2 separate regions of the Mus musculus genome follow, and region 1 is linked to region 2. The links are chromatin loops, found by intact Hi-C in ENCODE. Cell type or tissue: left cerebral cortex. All regions are shown on one strand.

Region 1 (2,500 bases), 160 kb after region 2:
CCTAGCTCAATCCTTCCTATTGTCCCAAACTTGGCTCATCATATGCATGATGCTATCAAAGTGCAGATGATGACTCGAATGGTCAGGGGTGGACTTGGAACTCGTTGGATTTGTTTGTTTGTTTGTTTGTTTGTTTTGTTTTAGTCCCAAATGAAGCAGGTGTTGCTGTTGGTCTCGTGACTGCTCTGGGAGGGACTGAGCCATGTCATCCAGTCCTACAAATAGATGAGTAGATTTCAGGACTGTTTCCCTTTGGTCATTTTACTATAAAGATTAGGGGCCGGCAGGGTAAGGAGATTGGATGGGGTTGGCCTCTGTTCTTAGTCTGATCCTGAGACTTGATTGATATGCAGTCTTGAGCAAAGTACTTCCCTGCTTCCCTTAAATGTAGAACTGGAGAAGAAGCTAACACATGCGCTACATCGTGGTTAGGCCCATCAGATGAATGAGACATGTGGAATGTACTGTGACCTATAAAGCCCTACAAAACATACAAGTTTATTATTACGTTAGACTTTGAAAGATACCAACATTAGCCTTCAAATACTGGTCATTTACATGTGAACACATTTTCATAGTCCTTGATTTCTCCTAAGAAAAATACGCATATATAGGCACACACAAAACAGCTGGTTTTTATCTACTAAGATGTTTTGGGTCTCTCTGTGTATGCATGCATTCACATGTGTAGTGTGTGTGCATTCTTGCCCCATTGCCTGGGGTATAAGGACTTTAACCAAGAGCATTCAAGAATGCAGAGCAAATGTTCGGGAGCAACAGCCAAATTGGTAGCTTTTCTCCTTCCCAACTCCCCACCCGCGCCCAGGAACATGCTCCTAGCCAAAATACGATGGCACAGTGCCCTGGCCAGCTTTACCTCAATGCTCTGTGTGCCTTGGCTAGGCTAAGTACTGAGGCAATGGGTTATGATAGGCCTAGCCAGAGATCGAGTACCATGCCTTCTAGGACCCTAACCTTTGCGGAGGTTTGAGCCTGCAATTCACATAGCCAGGGCCACCAACAACGCTAGCCCTACCATCTGTGAGTATTCATTCCACAACGAAACGAAACCTCTGGCCGAGTCTTGCGCCGCATTTTGGGCACCGCTGCCGAGGTTGCGCAAACACATTTGGCACGGGCCTCGGGGACCAGGCAGTTCTCTGGGTTGAATTGGAGAAACAAAATGTACTTGTCCTACTTCCGAGATGGTGTCTGAGGACTTGGCTCCCTTGGCCCAGGAACTGCCTCCCTGCTGATGTCATTCTGCCACGGAACGGCAAACAGCTCTTCCCCGGGTTCAGCAGTTCAGGAGCAGAAGTAAGAGAAGGTAGGGATCAAAAGGGAACACAAGCAGGCTTGACTCCATCCGGACAGCTTGACCACACACGCACGTTCTTACAGCTGAATCATCTGACAAGAAACGCGTCCTGGCTTTGCATGTAGCAGAAAGGCCAGCTCCAAAACCCTGGGGCAAATTTGACTGGCCACCGAGTTATCTCCCTGCAATGGGGCTTCATGGAGCTCCAGCCGCTGTTCGCTGCTCCATTCGCCCACAGGAGTATCCGATCCCGGAGGCCCAGCAGGACACTTGACACTCAGACTGACTGTTGAAATAATTTCCATGTTGCACTTGTACCCAGCATTCAAATCCCTGCGTAATATCTCAGGCAGCCAGTGATTGCACTTTCTCAGCCAAACTGAGGCGGATCCTGCTGGCCTTTAGAACGTTTCCTAACTCCAGGTTACCTCTGAGCACACAAAGTACCACAGACGGGTCAGGCTCCTGGAAAAGCCATTCTGTAGACACAGCTTTTTTTTTTTCTTCCTTTCCTTGGTTTTAAAAAGCTCGTCTTTTCCATATTTACATTTTTCCACCTGTGAAATCCAGAGTTTTGTAGATGCTCTGTTGAGGTGTGGCCTTAGAGCTGCTATCTCAGGCCACAGAATCCCACTTGAGTTCCATGACAAGAGCAAAGCCACCATGCAAACAGCGTGGGTAGTCACTAGGCGCACGTGTCTATGCCATGTGGGTGCTTACATGAGGAGGTCTTAGGAGACAGAAGAAGCTTTCCTTAAGGACTTGGCCAGCTACCTGGGGACATGTCCTTGGCTGTCCACCAGAATAACTTGGAGGCTCTGAAAAAAAAGCTCCAATATCTGGGCCCTTTACCAATCTGTATGAACTAGACTCCTCTTTGGGAGGAGGCCCCTCCAATGCTGGCTGGAACACAGAATCTATTAGTTACATCTACCTCTCCCCGGTCCACCCCCAACCCCCCAAGGAAAACTAGTTCAGCCCGAGCACTCACGACCCGTGGTTAAGGTCACTCAGATAACTGGAGACCACCCATTTATACTTGTTGCTGCCCAGAGACACTGTTTTATTTAACTCCAGGAAAAATGGAAGCATCTGATGTTGAAGTTGTCCTGTCGGGAAGCCATTTTACAAGTGGTTAAGAGGAAAGGTGCAGGAAGAAGGGACCCTGGGTCTGCTGGTTGA
Region 2 (2,500 bases):
CCGTGACTCCTTGGCCTCCATAGCCCCTCCCCCTAACTTACACGCCTTCCTTCCTCTCCTGAGTGCGGCTCATGAGGACCCTCTTCGCCTTCCATGTCTGCTGTCCATCACATGCCAGCGTCTCCAGGCATGAAACATGTATAATCATGGAAATGTTCACCTATGCGCTTCCCGTGTTGCTGTAACTTTTTTGTCGGCACGTCTACATTCCTGCATGGGAAGGGCTGTGCTGGACAGGTTTAGGTACGTGCTGGCTGCTCACGGCTAGGCTCATACTATCTGCTAAACAAATGTGTGTCCGATGAAAGAATGAGCAAATGAGTGGTATCAATAACAATCGCGATTCAGCCCTTGGTGAACTTAAGCATTAAGCTTTCAAAACATTTGTGCCTGGTACTTACTGCCTCCTATGCCGCTCTGCTCCTAGGAGCTGCCTCATTTAGCCTCAAACAAGCTCCCTGAAGGAGGTAATATGATTGCCATGAGAATTTATTTCAAACGAGAAAAATGGAACACAGTGAATGATCAAACTGTCATGGCTAGTAGAAGGCAAAGTGACCTTGGAACCCAAGCTCCTTTATGGTCTGGGCCCTTCCCCGAGTGTGTGCTGCTGCCTCCTGCACAGTGAAGCCTACATACAGGGAAGCTGCAGGTTTCCTTGGTTTCCCAAAGGCTTGAGAACTTTCTGGCAGAAGAGATATGTTAGTCATCTACATTTGATGGTCCCAGAGTATACTGAACTCTTAGATGCTGATTTCAGTGCTGTCTCTTGTTCTTGCCGAGCCAGTGTGTCTTGTTTCTCCATTGGCCATTGGAAAAGCCAGAAAAAGAAGTTGAGGGCCCATGTGTCTTAAACACCAGTGCAGAAGCTGCTATCTACTGGCTGGCTGAGGCCCCCCGTGAAGCTGCTTAATAATATTTAAAGTGTATCAATCACCCCAGTATACCACTGCCTGCTGTTGGGCTAAAATACACATGAAATGCCTGTTCTATTAAATTTCCTTTCTTTCTTTCTTACATTCTAATTGCTTAATTATAACGTGTTGTGGAACTTGAAAGCAATGCTTGCTCAAATTATACTAAAGGTTGGTGTAAATGAGATTCAGCTGTGGCGTTCTCGTGTGATTTTTCTTGCTGGTGCTGAGGTGGGAACACAGTCATGTGCATGCTAGGCACATGTTCTACCACTGACCTGCATCCCTGTTGAGATGTGACATCTGAACTCCAAGGTGTCTCCTAGCAGTTGCTCTGGCAACACTGAAGTCTTCTTGCCTCTCTTCCTGGTGTGTGTCCATCTTCCAAAGAGGTGAAGCTCAGTCCCAGATAGGCAAGGCCATGCTAGACTCTTTATCTGGCTCTCCACGTGGTGGCAGTACACAACACTTCCTTAGGGAGGAGCTAGACTCAGGGCCCAACCTTTGATTCTCAATCTCTTCCTTTTCTTCGGAGGCAAATTATCACAAACTTTTAAGTAATAGCAAATATTATTTGTGTCTGTTTTGAAGCAGTCATTCAGAGTGACATAGAGCTTTGCCAAAGTCAAACTAAACACATTTCATCACACCATTTTTCATAGAGAGGTTTTTCCTTTCACAAAATTATCCACAATTAAAACTGGAGAGAGATTTTTTTTTTCAACTGTCACAGCCTTTTAGAAGATAAAGTTTTTTTTCCAAAAAAAAAAAGCAATTTATAATGCCAGTAATTTTCTCTCTCTATCCTGCCATTATTAAGGCTACTGGTTTGGGGTTTATTTATTTATTTGTTTTTTTTTTTTTAATTCAGCCCCTGTCTCTCTGTAATGCTCACATAATGGCCTGTCTCTAACTTCACCCATTGCCATGGAAGTAATTATTCTACTCACTCAGACAGTCAATTTGCCACCAAATCAAAGAGGAAGTAGTTGGGTTCAAAACAAAACAAAACAAAACAAACCTCCCTCCATGGAGCAAGACAAAATGAGGAGGATAGAGAGACCACAGAGTTCTGTGGAAGGGGGCTGTGAGCCCAGGTTTTGAAATGAAATATCATCTGAAAAAGACAATGACATTGAAGTGAATAAAATGACTGTTAGAATCCATGATTAGAAGATCCTGAATGAATAGCTCTCTACAGAACTCATACTTCATTCAGTAATATTCTGAGTGAATCCTCTTTTATAAAATCTGGGAAAGGAATCACAAGATCCATGCTTTGGACATAATTTAAGTCAGCATGTCCTTGATGGGTTATTTCTCTGCTGGTAAAATGAGCCAATCCAAGCCAGATTAGATATATTAAACAGAAGCTGCTCTCTTGAGAGTTCACAGGCCAGGGGAGTCGCCATGGAGAAGGGGAAGAAAAAGAGAGAAAGGGCTGAGGCAGAGAGAGAAGGAGGAGGACTACAATGAGGAGAAGGAGTGGGAGGAGGAGGAAGAGGGGGAGGAGGAGGAGGAGGAGGTGGAAGAGGAGGAGGGAGGCCAAACTGTCTGGATAATATAGGGAGGAGCCTCTAGGAGAA

What was found. Hi-C counts contacts between places; a loop is a spot of excess contacts. Peaks named below come from ENCODE experiments on the same cell type or tissue, not always from the same donor. Only the 100,000 strongest peaks of a DNase experiment are listed, where the experiment ranks them.
Region 1: it touches region 2 in a loop (2.0-fold over the local background); 2 of 42 quality-filtered maps call a loop at or near these places.

The regions. Positions count from the first base shown.
Region 1 is chr3:52,599,871-52,602,370 of GRCm38, reverse strand. No RefSeq gene overlaps it. Among named protein-coding and RNA genes, the nearest start is that of Gm40047, 21 kb to the right of the region's middle. In left cerebral cortex, no CTCF peak of the experiment used is centred here; a DNase peak (open chromatin) is centred at 1,051; H3K27ac peaks cover 806 bases.
Region 2 is chr3:52,757,625-52,760,124 of GRCm38, reverse strand. All of the region lies in intron 1 of Gm2447 (predicted gene 2447), which reads right to left. Among named protein-coding and RNA genes, the nearest start is that of Gm2447, 19 kb to the right of the region's middle. In left cerebral cortex, a CTCF peak has its summit at 1,387 (motif pointing right); a DNase peak (open chromatin) is centred at 1,353.